Linked DNA regions of Homo sapiens: region 2 is linked to region 1. The links are chromatin loops, found by intact Hi-C in ENCODE. Cell type or tissue: CD14-positive monocyte. All regions are shown on one strand. Each heading gives the region's core, and the rest is flanking DNA. Links, peaks and the distances in the headings are about the cores only.

What was found. Peaks named below come from ENCODE experiments on the same cell type or tissue, not always from the same donor. Only the 100,000 strongest peaks of a DNase experiment are listed, where the experiment ranks them.
Region 2: a loop joins it to region 1, with 1.8 times the contacts of the local background. A loop is called at or near these places in 4 of 110 quality-filtered maps.

The regions. Positions count from the first base shown.
Region 1 is chr1:41,350,987-41,357,792 of GRCh38, forward strand. No RefSeq gene overlaps it. Among named protein-coding and RNA genes, the nearest start is that of FOXO6, 7.0 kb to the right of the region's middle. In CD14-positive monocyte, for the core only: no CTCF peak of the experiment used is centred there; no DNase peak of the experiment used is centred there.
Region 2 is chr1:41,271,952-41,278,757 of GRCh38, forward strand. No RefSeq gene overlaps it. Among named protein-coding and RNA genes, the nearest start is that of SCMH1-DT, 33 kb to the left of the region's middle. In CD14-positive monocyte, for the core only: no CTCF peak of the experiment used is centred there; a DNase peak (open chromatin) is centred at 3,020; H3K4me3 peaks cover 2,936 bases; H3K27ac peaks cover 3,984 bases.

The DNA.
Region 1 (6,806 bases), core at 1,268-6,267:
GTATTTTTTGTAGAGACAGGGTTTTGCCATGTTGCCCATGCTGGTCTCGAACTCCTGAGCTCAAGGGATCCACCTGCCCCAGCTTCCCAAAGTGCTGGGATTACAGGTGTGAGCCACTGTGCCTGGCCTACATACATTTTTTTAATGATATGGCATTCTTATTCTTGGATACTTCATGCCCAGCATATAATAGGTGCTCAGGAAATTACTGGAAGACCTAGCTCAAATGTTTCACCTCTGTGAAGCCTCTTATATTCCCTTTCCCTGTTCCCTCCCATCTCCCATTCAGGTCCTGCACTGGGCCTGACAGAGGAATGAGCAAGGCAAAGACCCTGGCTAGAGAAACTCACAGACTATAAACAGGCCTGGAAACAGAAAATTACAGCAGAGAATGGGAACAAGAAGCATACACCAGGAACATAGGAAGACTGACTGATACATTTGTGATGGTTTCTCGTATGTGTTAGCTTGACTGGGCCAAGGGGTGCCCAGATGAGATGTTATTTCTGGGCGTGTCTGTGAGGGTGTTTCCAGATGAGATTAGCCTCTGAGTTAGTGGACTCGGTAAAGTAGATTGAGCTCCCGAATGTAGGTGGGCATCATCCAAACTGTTGCAGGCCTGATTAGAACAAAGAGGAGGGAAGGAGAGGATTTGTCTCCTTCCTGCCTGCCTGCTGCTTGAGCTGGGACATCGGTCTTCTCCTGCCCTTGGACTGGCATTTATACCAGCAGTTCCCCTGGTTCTCAGGCACTTGGGGTTGGGCTGGAAACAATATCACTGGCTCTCCTGGACCTCCAGCTTGCAAGGGCAGACTGTGGAACTTTTTAGCCTCCATAACTTCTCAGTCTCCATAATTGTGTGAGCCAGTTTCCTCATTATCTATCTATCTATCTATCTATCTATCTATCTATCTATCTATCTATCATCTATCTATCTATCTATTCATCAATCAATCTGTTTAATCTATCTCCAGTTGGCTCTGTTTCTCTGGAGAAACCTAAGGCATCATCCAAAGTGATCCAAGGAGGCTTCTTAGAAGAGGTGACAGACAAGCTGACTTTCAAAGGCGTTGGTCAGGGATGTGAGAAAGCTGCCTGAGTTCTGTCTCACCCTGTATGTGGATTGACTTCCTGTATCTGTACTACTTTTCCTCCCTCATCATTTATGCCTCTACTTCCATAAAAAGGGATTTGGGTAGATTCTGATTTTTATAAAATGACACATACAATAAAAATACAACCATTAAGTAAGGAAAAGAAGTAAGAACTTTGTAATACAACGGGAAAAGAGAATGAACTACAAACCTACACTTAGAATAGTTCCTGTGTTTGATACAAGATTTAACTCTGTGCTTCCCAGCAGGCAAGAAGGTAGCATATCTGCACACATTGCAATGTGGGGACGGAGGGCCCATCCAGTGACATCAGGAGAGCGCTTGCTCACCCACCCCCTCTCTATTGATTTGTTCACTGTGTTAATGGCTCCCTTTTGTGTTTGGCTGGTCAGTGTTTTGAATTGGTCTTTAATTATATCTCATGCAAATGACTAAGGCATATGGAGAGGTTGTGGAGCCAAAAGTTTAGAAGCACCTATTATGTGCCACTCCTACTACTCTTCTCTGCAACATAAATAGAGGAAACTGAGGCTCGGAGGAGTTAAGTAAAACACTGGTCAAGTTGGCCCAGGGGCCCACATCTCCTGACCCCAGCATAGGCTCTTTATGAGTTTGGATGGATGAGATCTTTGGATGAGATATCTCAGAACAAGGAGCCAGCCTGGGCAATCCGTTTGCCAAGCTAGAGTCACTGAGCAAGCCAGACACCTACAGATGCCACAGGTAGGAACAACTGCTGTGTACTCTAGCTCAGCTTGAGAATAGTTGGTTTAATTTATGAATTTAGATGGTTGAAAAACCAAAAGCCATAGAAACAATCAGCACTTGTCAAGTGCCTACTATGTGCCAGGAACTTCTGTTTCCCCCTTTTCATCTGTGAAATGGGGATGACAGTAAAATAATGCCAACCTCTCCTGATTGATGAAGGATCAAGTGAGAGCCATGGAATCACTTAGCACAGAGGCTGTACTTAATATGTTCTTGAGAAATATTATTGTTATTTTCTTTTGTCTCTTTTTTTTTTTTTTTTGAGATAGAGTCTCGCTGTCACCCAGGCTGGAGTGCACCGGCACAATCTCAGCTCACTGCAACCTCTGCCTCCCAGGTTCAAGTGATTCTCCTGCTTCAGCCTCCCAAGTAGCTGGGATTACTGGCGCCCACCACCAGCCTGGCTAATTTTTGTATTTTTAGTAGAGACAGGGATTCACCTAAAGTGCAGGCGTGAGCCACCGTGCCCGGCCCACCTCAGCCTTCTGAGTAGCTAGACCACAGGCACTGGCCACTGTGTCTGGCTAAGTTTTTGATTTTTTTGTAGGGACATTGCCCAGGCTTGTCTGGAGTTCCTGGGCTCAAGTGATCCCACCACCTCGAGCTCCCAAAGTGCTGGGATTATAGGCGTGAGCATGTTGGCCAGGCTGGTCTCGAACTCCTGACCTCAAGTGATCCACCTACCTCGGCCTCCCAAAGTGCTGGGATTACAGGCATAAGCCACCACATCCAGCCTGTCATTATTATTATTATTATTATTATCATCCTCACAATAGTCCTGTGCTGTTGCTGCCAACGCCAGTGTTGTCTTACTGCTAAGGAACTGAGGCTCAGGGAAATGAAATGTCCAAGGTCACCAAGTTACAGCCGGGATTCTAACCCAAGCCTTTTGGGCTCAATTCCTGCACTCTCCATGTTAAGGGACAGAGGCCAGGAGATCAGGAGATAAAAATGAAGGTTCAGGAAAAGCATGTTAGGCAGGTAGGCCTAGGATAAGCACGCACGGCATGAGGTCTTTCTACTGGGTGAGAGGGCCTCTGAACGGCAGCTGCAGAGAGAATGTGGGCGGCACACGTGGCTGGCCTGGGCCCTGCGGGTAAGAGTTGTGGTCATAGTGGTGGGGCCCTGCTCAGGCCATGCCTAGCACCCAGAGGAGCAGCAGAGAAGTGACTGCAAAGCAGCCTGGGGCCGGAACCAGGTCCCAGGGCGGTCAGACCAGCTGAGGGACTATCGGCTGGTTGATGAGAGTTTACAAAGGGTAGGATGACAGCATTGGTGGGGACCACATTTTTGGCTTGTCCTCACTTACTCTAACCCAAATATTAAATTGCAGTAATTAAAAGTAGAAGTTAAGGGTGTGGGCTAAGCATGTTTCACACAACACAAAGGGGAGAAGAGGGCATGCCCCCTCTCTGCCAACCTGTCTGCTCCATTTGGCCTGGGAAGTCTGTGCCCCACTTATTTGGCAACACCCACCTGTGCAGGCAGCAACCAGGTGAGAGAAAGCAGCTGTAGCCATGAAAGCGTTGGCTTCGGGGCTGGAAAATATGGGCTGAGGTTCTGGCTCTGTGACCTGGGGAAATTTATTTTACTTCTCTGAGCCTCTGCTGTCCCTTCTAAAATAATCCCAGGCTCTAGGATTAATTTAGGATCAAGTGAGAGCCAGGGACTCACTTTGCATAAAGGGTGCACTTAGTAAGTGCTTTGATACATTATTTTCTCGTCATTGTCTTAGTCACGTGGGCTGCTATAACTGGGTAGCTTATAATCAACAGAAATGTGCCTCTCACCTTTCTGGAGCCTGGAAAGTCCAAGATCCAGGTGCTGGCAGATTCAGTGTCTGGTGAGGGCCTGTATTCTGGTTCATAGACTTTGACTTTTTGGTCCAACCTCACATGACAGAAGGGGCAGGGGGTCTCTCTAGGGCCTCTTTATAAAGGCACAAATCCCATTCATAACGGCTCCAGCCCCAAGACTTAATCACCACACAAAGGCCCCACCTTCTAATACCATCACCTTGCAGGTGAGGATTTTAACATATTAATTTTGGGGCGGACTTAAACGTTTCGACCATAGCAGTCATTATTATTATCATTCTCACAATGGCACTGTGAAGTTTCCTCAGGAGTGCTGCCTCAGTTTCCCCATCTGCAATGGGAATAGCTGTGGCTACTCCAGAGTGTGGCTTTCAGGATTAAATAAGATGGAACACACAACACAGTGCCTGGCACACAGGAGGCCTTTCCTCCCTCCCTCCGTCAGCCACTTCTGCAGGGCTGGTTGTTCTAATTATCTTAATTCACCAGGAGGCGCCAGCCTCTCTACCAGGGTTCCCTGTGTGGTGGGGCCCTGAGACCAACAGTCAAGTTGAGGAGGTGGTGACGCTGGCCATGCATCTAGAGGACACAGGGCAAGGCCAAGCTGTCAGCCAGAGAGAGAAATACTTACAATTTTTCAGAGGCCACATAGCTCCTTCCCTACCTCATTATCTCCTTTTATTCTTGTACCTCCTCTGGGGGAGTGGGATAGATGTGATCTTCATTTTGCAGATGGGGAAACTGAGGTAAGTAACCATTCCATGGCTACACAGTGGGTCCTTAATGGAGCTGGTACTAGCTACCTCCTTCCACAGTCACCTACCAGTGCTGGGGCTATGGCCGCCAAGGGGAGAAGCAGCAAGTCTGGGGGGTCCTCACAAGTGGAGGCTTACTGACTTGGGAAGGTCCACTGCCTCCATGGCCTGGTGGGGATTGGGAGGGCCTGGTGGGAGGAGGGAAGCTGGAAGGGGTAGCTTTCTCCTAGAAAGCTCACTCCCTTTTCAGTGACTTCTTATAGTGATGGTTGTGTCTTTAGAGTTCCAAACTAGTATTTTGCAAGGAGGTCTCAAGACTCTGTGAACATCACCCTCAGATGGAAGCTTCGAGAGTATCTGCCTAGGTCCTCCACCCATTTGACTGATGAGGCAACAGAGTTCCAGAAAGAAGTGACTTAGCCAAGAGCAGGGCCAGTAGCAGAATACTGCAGCCCAGTGTTTTCACACCACTGTTGGAGGCCCTGGGGACAGGACAATCCAGAGGAGAGGACATTTGGGCAGGACATGGCAGGCAGTGAGGCCACAGTGAGATACTAGGTCTTATTCTGCCGGGCACTGCCATCAAATCATCACTTATCTTTTCCCTGCAACAACCCTGGGAGGTCGAGGTTGTTGTCCTCACGTTACAGGGTAAGAAACAAGACGACTCAGAGAAGGCCAAAGTCAAATAGCTTCTTCGTGAAGGAGGCAGAATTCAAATCTGGACCTGCCTGTCTCCAAATCCTACACATTTTCTATTACATCTCTTGCAATGGGTTCCATAGTGGCCCCCCAAAATTCTTGCCTTTCCAGGAACCTCAGAATATAGACTTGTTTGAAAATAAAGTCTCTGCAGATATAATTAGCTAAGTTAAAATGAGGTCATTCTAGAATGGAATGGGCCCTAAATCCAATATGGTAGGTGTCATTACAAGAATAGGAAAGATACAGAGATGGACAGGAGATTGCCATGTGAAGACACAGGCGGGGAAGAACACCATGTTGAGACCGAGGCAGAGACTCGAATGATGCGTCTACAAGACAAGAAACATGCAGGATTGCTGGCAACTGCACGAAGCTAGAAGAGGCAAGGAAGGATTCTCCCCTAGAGCCTTCAGAGACAGTGTGGTCCTGCCAACACCTTGATTTCAGACTTCTAGCTTCCAGAACTGTGAGACAATAAATTCCTATTGTTTTAAGCCACCCAGTTTGTGGTACTTTATCACAGCAGTGCTAACAAATTAATATACCTCCTTCCCATGGTACAGAAGGGGGGTGACATACAGGCATCTTAGCTCCCAGGTGTGGTCCTGCCGAAATTTAGACTATCAGGACAAACCCAAGGCAGAGGAGGAGGACGAAGGACATGTGATGTTTGACATACTCTTTGCAGGGCTTTGTGCTTGGCACTTCACATATGGGATCTTGATGTAAGTGCAGCCATTCCCATTTCCCAGATGAGGAAACTGAGACTTAGAAAAGGGAAGTTACTTGCCCCAAGCTCATTTTTTCCCTGCCCCGCGGTGCTATGCAAGGAGCAAACCCAGACTCTAGTTTGAGTTCCAGGGAAGTAAGTTACTCACTTCCCTTCTCTCAGCCTCACTTTCCCCATCCAGAAAATGGGAATAATACTTTCTGCCTCTCAGGTGGTTGTGATTTCTTTTCACATCCCTTCACTCAACAGATATTTACAGAAGGTCTCCTCTGTGTCAGCCTCTGCTCTAGGCCCCAGAGACACAGCAGTGAACGAGATGTGCCCAGTTCTTGCTCCTAGGAGTCTGATTCTTTTGGGTAATGCCTGTCAGGTGCTCCACAGGGGCCAGCACTTAGTGAGTGCTTGGGGAACCTTATGGGGATAAGAATATAGGATTGAATGGGATGGTGTGCAGAATGGGCTTGGCCTGTAAGAGGAGCTCACTTTGGCATTCATTTCTTAATCACTATGCCAGTGATTCTCTACCCTGCCAGTGGTGGTACAGCCTCCTGGACAAGGAAGGTACAAGGTCCTTTGGGCCTGGGCTCCATGTTCTTGGGCACCCAGCAGTCGCTGCTGTAAGCTGCCTCCCCAGAGCCAGCAGAACTCTCTGCCCAGGCCTGGTCTGTGGTCTGTGCAGGCCGCCGAAGGGGCCTTGGGTCTTCTTATAGGGGCTGCATTGCTGCACTGTCCCCCTCAGCTGAGCCTCCTCAGCTCAGCCCCACCCACTCCCTGTCACTGTCCCTGCAGGGGCCAGGCCTGAGCCTGTCCTGGAGGCGCTCCCAGCTGTCCTGATATCCCCTCTGGCTTCTGCAGACACTCCCCCTTTCTGCCCCTGGAGGCCTCCTCTGGTCACCAGCCCCTTCCCCTCCCCTCC
Region 2 (6,806 bases), core at 554-5,553, 80 kb before region 1:
ACTCACTCTGCTTAGTGGGTTGATAGCTTCTCCCCACACTCCTGGGACCCTGTCTAGAGCCAGGTTTTAGGCTGCTGACTCAAGGCTTTCATCCTGTAATGGTGGTGGGAATTTCACATGTCCAGTCACTGAACCAGCATCATGAGATTTGGCCCTGGCCTCACAAGGGTCTCATTTAGCCCCTCAGGCAGTGAGGGAGTCAAACTCCTGGCTGCTTCCCCTGCTTCTGGTGCCAGACCCCTGGCTTCCACATTATGTAGCCCCTTGTGTTTCTATTGAAATTCTGATCCACAAAAATGTTGATTCTGATTTTGAGCATGGCTATTCCTGTTTTGAATCTATCTTTTTATATAATTGCTGTGAGTTTGGTGCATGAATTTACAGCACCATCTTGATCTGAAGTTTCTGGACCCTTGAATCTCCCCAGGGAAGACACTCTCTGACTGCAGATAGGATTTTTTTTTTCCCCCAGCATCCAGGCTTGCAGATACAAGAAGGAAAGGAATCTGCCTTTATGGATCCTTCTCTTTTATTCCCCAAGGTGACTCAGGCCCTGGAGGATACAAAGAGCCCCCTGTAAAAAGTGTCTTTAGACCTCTTGGCCTCTAGTCTCCATCACAGGGCTTCCTGCCAACACTCCATCTCAAAGGTCTTCCCTGACGTGGGGCTTTAGGTGTTCACAGCCATATTTGCATTTCAACAAGGGACTCATAAAGATGTTTTCATCTTTAAAATGTACAGGCATGGAATTCAAATCGCGGAGTGACAGGCTGTGTGTGGGGCTGATTGTCTGGGTCAGAGACATCACAACTGGCTGGTGAGGAGAGCTTTCTGACAACAGGAGCTGTCCAACAAGGAGTGGGCTGCTGTCACCGAGGAGCTGAAGCGGCCGACGGCTGACCTTCCACTGGGCACTAGGCAGGGCCTGGATGGAGGGAGTCTTAAAGTAGGAGGGAGAAGCCAAGGAAATAGCTCTCTAGAAGCATTTTGTACACTGAAAAGTGTCATTGAAACGCTGTCACAGTTCTAAGAGGAGACATTGCTCCTCTGAAAACCAGCCTCACTCCCTAAGCTGATGTATTTCCAGAAGCAGGGCCTGAGCTGCCACATGCAGGCCCTGAGGACTTGAGGCACATCGTTCTTTTTTTGGGTCTCATCTGTGAATCAGCCACTCAAACCTAGTGGCTCTCAGCCTGCAAGTTCATTCATGCAATGCAGGGCTTCTCCACTGCTCCCCCAAACCTCCTCAGGCCACCCCTGCGTGTGCACCCACCGATATGGCCTGTTCTGAACAGGTGACCCTCAGCTGCCAGCATCACTGCCCTTCAAAACCTGACTTATCTCTCGTGTTTTACAGTTACCATAGCAGAAAGATTTATCTTCATCTTTTACCATTTAAAAATACTAATGGAATTACTGTTTTTGTCTGTTTCTGTTTTGAAGCCATACGATTTTTCTCTCACTGCCACCACATTTGTGATGGCCTTAAAAATTATTCTTAAAGATAAATATAATTCTAGAAAAACCTTCTCAGGGAAAAATGGGTATTTGTTTCCAACTGTTGTGGGGCTGAAAAACTTTTATAGCATGCTTGGTGGCATATATGGGATTCTAAGGGCCTTTCAGCACCAACCTTCCTTCCTGGTCCCAGCAGGTGAAGGCAGGGCCCTCCCAGGCCAGTGCACCTGTCACAGCCCTTGGCTGGCTCGAGGAAGGAAGGGACTTCACATCTATTGAATGTTGTGTGCTTCACAAGGGCTGTCTCCTTTCATCTGCACAGCAACTCATTGTACAGATGAGGAATTTGGGCCCGGAGAGGTGAGGTGACCCACCCAAAGTCACACAGCCAGGAAGAAGCAGAGTGCACTTCCCTCTCAATCACACTCTCCAAATCCTCCAGTTGGTTCCTGTTCAGCCTTCTGAACAGGGTGGATTTTTGCTTAAGACTTTCTATATGGATTATAACCCTTAAATTATGATATTTTGTCATAACTATTTTAGCTTTCATCTGTGTGGTACTTAACATTTTAGCATAACTTTTTGACTATAAGAAAAGTACACGATCTATTTTTTGTAACTTTTTTGGGGGGTGACTTTTAGTTTAAAATTATTATAAGTTCACAAGAGGTTGCAAAAATGGTATACAGAGAGGTCCCATGACATTCACTCAGTTTCCCCCAATGGTACCATATCAAAATCAGGAAAGTGACATTGGTAACTTGTGTGTGTATAGTTCATTGTCATTTTATCCCATGGATAGATTCATGTAACCACACTGCAATCAAGATATAGAACTGTTCCATCACCACAAAGGTTTTCTTCATGTTACCCTTTTTAATCATAGCCACCCCCTTCCCTCTCACCATCCCTAACCCCTGGCAACCACTAATCTGCTCCCCATTTCTACAATTCTGTCATTCCTAGAATGTCATATACATGGACTCATACTGTATGTAACCTTTTGAGACTGATGTTTTTCACTCAGCGTAATGCCCTTGAGATCCATCCAAGGTGTCCTGTGTATCCATAGTTCATTCTTTTTTATTGTTAAGTAGTATTCCATGGGTGATCTGTTTTTTGAACACTTGGAAACACAGAGAATATTTTTTAAAAATAGAAAAAAATCAAAACAAACTCAAACCTCCAGTTAGGAGGAGGGAAGTCTCCTGGTTTCCTTCTTGCTCATGTCCGAAGTGGCTTAGGCCCTGGGCTGACACTTTGAAGACCCAGGTGCAAAGACAGGAGAGAAAGACAGGGAGAAGACAAAGCCATTTGCCCCAAGCCTCTCTGCTCCCAATCTTCTCCTCGGTGGGACTCCATCTGGCTGCTGCGGACTCTCTGTTTGCATCTGTCTCTTTCCGTTTTTCCCCTCTCTTTCTCCTCACCCTGTGTGTCTCCATCTGTCTCTCTGAGTCAGTCTCTCTCTTTCTCAAACCACAAAACATGGCTAAATGCAATTTCCATTGAGTGCAGAATCTTGTGTCTGTGCTTCATTATTCTGTCTGGATTGGTACATGTTTTCAATTGCATAATTCCCCTCCTTCCTCATTTTCTCCCCAAGACTTTCTCCCACATAATATGAGCATTTGGGGGCCAGCTTTTGACAGTTCTGCTTTTGAATGCTGTGAAAAGTAGAGCGAGTGCCTTTTTCAGTCCTGCACCACCAGGGAAGCGAGGTTGGCAAGTTCCCCCAGGGTTCCTGCCGAGCTTTGTCCCTTAGGCCAGTCTTTGGGAGGAGTGTCCCTCTGCCAGCATTCTCAAAGCCAAGGCTCTCCCTGCAACACCTGCCTTGGGGGAGGGTTCAAAGAGCATTTTGATGGCCTGCTCAAGACCTTCCACCCACATGGGTGACCACGGCATCAGATCCAAACTTCCCTCTCTGGCTGTTCACACCCTTAAACATCTGGACTGACCCTATTCATTTATTTCTTCATTTTTATGTAACTGGGCAGTATAACTTCTTGCCCTAACAGCCATTGCAGTTTTGAAATGGGGTTAATAGAAAGTGATCTAAATATTCAACAAGAAGAGAATGATTAAATGTATTATAGGATGTCCCACATGACCAGACATTACAAAATCATTAGAAATCATGGTTTGGACAGTTTTCAGAGTGGGAAAATACTCATGATATATGGTACTGTTAGAACCCTGATGATATAAAAATACATAGGCATTGAAAAATGGCTTAGAGAAAAGGACCAAAGTGTTAGCTCTTATTTTTGAATAGTGGGATTGCAGATGACTTTTTAAATTTTTCTTAATGTTCACAATAAGCATGTTTTATCTTTATAATCAGAAAACAAATATGCATTATTAAAACTAAATGAACTCTATTGGACAAAACGTCTTGTCTACAGCCCTTTACTCAAGGGGTGTTATAGGGATTCAGCACCTCTTCTTCCCCATAACTCCATGGGAAGGCAAACCACTGTCCAGGCCCTTTTCCTTGAGCTCAGGCGCCTGCCAGGCGGGTGGAAAGCCATGCTCTGCATTGCAGTTGATGGCTGCCCTGTCCCTGCCCCCCGGCCATATTTTCGAATGTGATTTGCAGAATGGACAGGTCCTGGTTGATGTCCCCGCAACTCTGCACTGCATTTCCAAAGCGGGGTACTGCCTCATCCCGTGAAACAGTGTCCTTGTTTCCCCTCATCAGATGATCCCTGTGGCCCCTGCATTCCCAGCACACACCCAGTGCACAGAGCAGCCACGCATTCTGACCCCTGCCGGGAGCTAGCACAGACACTGGCCTTCCAGACCATGTGCATGGAACCCAGAGCTCCCTGGTTCCAGCCCAATGTACTAGAAAGAGCACAGAGTTCTAGAAGCTTCAACTCTGCCATTAACTCCTGCCTGAGAGAAGAGGACCAACAATCCTATTTGCCATATGGAAAGTTACATATAGTGTGTAGGACACATTTTTTTTTTTTCAAATGGATTTTTGAGCCAGTTCTGAATACAAGCAGCAGTTAACAGTTCAGCTGCTTCAATAATGGTTTGGGGTTGGGCCCTGTGTGCCTTGGGCACCTTGGGCAAGTTTTCCCCCTCTCTGTGCCTCTGTTTCCTCATCTGAAAAACAGAAGTAATAATATTACCTACTTCATAGGATCATCATAAGGATTAAACAAACTGGTTCATGTGAAGTCTTGGTGAAGTGCCTGTCTGAAGTAGCCCACAGTCAATGTTAGCTACTATTGTTTTTATTCCGAGATGCAGGATATTTGACATTAGGGCTCTCCCAGAAAAACCCAGATGTAAGTCTCTGTGATGAATGCCAAATGAGGATTACCAATTAAAAGCCCTGCCTCAAGTCTGTTCCCGAGTGAGGTAGGAGGTATAAAGAAACGCAGGCTGCTGTGTGAGGGGATCGGGGGGTGAACATGGTGAACATGGGAGGGCTGCTCAGAGGGAGCACCCTGTGCTTGGCCTCTGTGGAGACAAAAGTGACTCCATCTTGGATGCTAATCCTCCATGTTGACTTCTGATTAGCTCCAGTCCTGTGAATGCCCCCGATTCCCGTTTTATTTACTGTCCTTTGTGTAAGAAAGTCAACCTTGATGTTATCATACAAATTATAAGCTATCACACATACAGCATCTCACCTGTTTTAGAGGGCTGCCTTTAATAGTCTTGCTGAAGCACGTATACCCTTTTCCTGTGGTATAGAAGCTCTGGGTCTGGGGGGTTGCTGGGTGGAGATCCACCTATCTTGTGGCCATCCAAGACCATGCTTCTGTCTATAAGTTCCCATAATCAATTTCACAGTACCGACAAACTGAATCTGTCTGCCGCCTTTGGTTTCTTGGCTCCTTCAGTATTTGAGGCTGCTTTTCATATACGGCCCTTTCACGGAACAGCTTTGAAGGAGGAGAGTAGGCAAAGAAAGGGGCTTGGCTGGGAAGGACAGGAGAACCCCTGGAGCAGAGGGGGCTGTGGCAGGCTTCCTCGGAAATTGTGGAATTCCGGCTGGGGCAGGGGCCCGTGGGTGGGATTGGGACAAGGGATATTTTTGAATCCATACCTGTGATGTCTACCCTTTTCCCAATGGTATCTTTTTACAACCACCTTGCACAGCAGGCTTATTTATAAATGAGGAAGTGAAGGCTCAGACTGGGCAGTGGCTTGCTCAGCACTCTGCACCTGAGAGGGAGGGAGCTGAGGTTTGAATCCAGAGTCAGGGAGCCCACTTAAGGCCTGTGTTACTGCCTTCCCCAGGGCCACGGAAACCTCTGCTCCAGGAATGGGGTAGGGAGGACAAGGCCTCAGAGGGAACATCTCGCTGCAGGGAAGAGGGAGCGGCTGAGGGAAGCCCGGCCCCAGGTGTGGGAGAGACACTGGGCAGCCACGTGGGGAAAGAGCAGAAAGTAGGTCAGTCACACAGGAGACGGAGCATGAAATTAATGAGCGTGCGGGAGCTGGAGTAGTCACCTTCAGGGAAGGCAGAGAGAGGAATGCAGTGCCTTTGGGAGAGGTGGTGGGGCCCCCCCGGAGGGTTTGGTGCAGGTGAGAGAAGCAGGATTGTGTTTTGGTGTTTTCTCTCCTTGCCCCCAGCATTGGGAGGATGTCTGTGGGGCAGGATGGGGAGATGATGGGAGAGTATAAGGGGTAGAGACTGGCAAGAGGTACTGACAGAAGCTCTATGAGGGCAAGGATCTTGTTTATTTTCTTAATGCTGACTGATTCTTGCTGCCTAGGCCAGTGCCTGGCATATCACGGGCAGATTTGAATGAATACATGATTAGAGACAGCTCTGCTATGGACGTTATTGTGTTATTGTGTGAACTGAGGAAGTAAAGCTTTTGTTCCTTATTTTTACCAAGGAGCACCAGCTGAATTCAGTAGCCTTTGCAGAGTCCCTGCCATGTGCTAGCCTGAGCTAGGTGCAGGGGAGACGGGAAGATGTAAGGTAGAGCCCTTTCCCTTACAGAGCTCACCATCCACAGGAAAGACAGGTTTGCACATGACTGTGACATCATGTGCTGAGCACATAAATGGATGGATAGTGGGGATGCAGAGAAGGGGCAGTTTTGTTGGGGGTGTGGAAGGTTTGAAGGTTGAGGACAGGGCTACATTATGATTTTCTTGCATCCTAAATCATTTTAACTTTGTGGACCCTTTCCTACACATACACACACACACACACACACAGACACGCACACACACACATCCCTAAAAAGTATATTTACAACCTCCTTGGTTTAGAAAAAATATATCAATATTACATTTTTTTTTGAGACAGAGTCTTGCTCTGTCACCCAGGCTGGAGTGCAGTGACTCAATATTGGCTCACTGCAACCTCTGCCTCC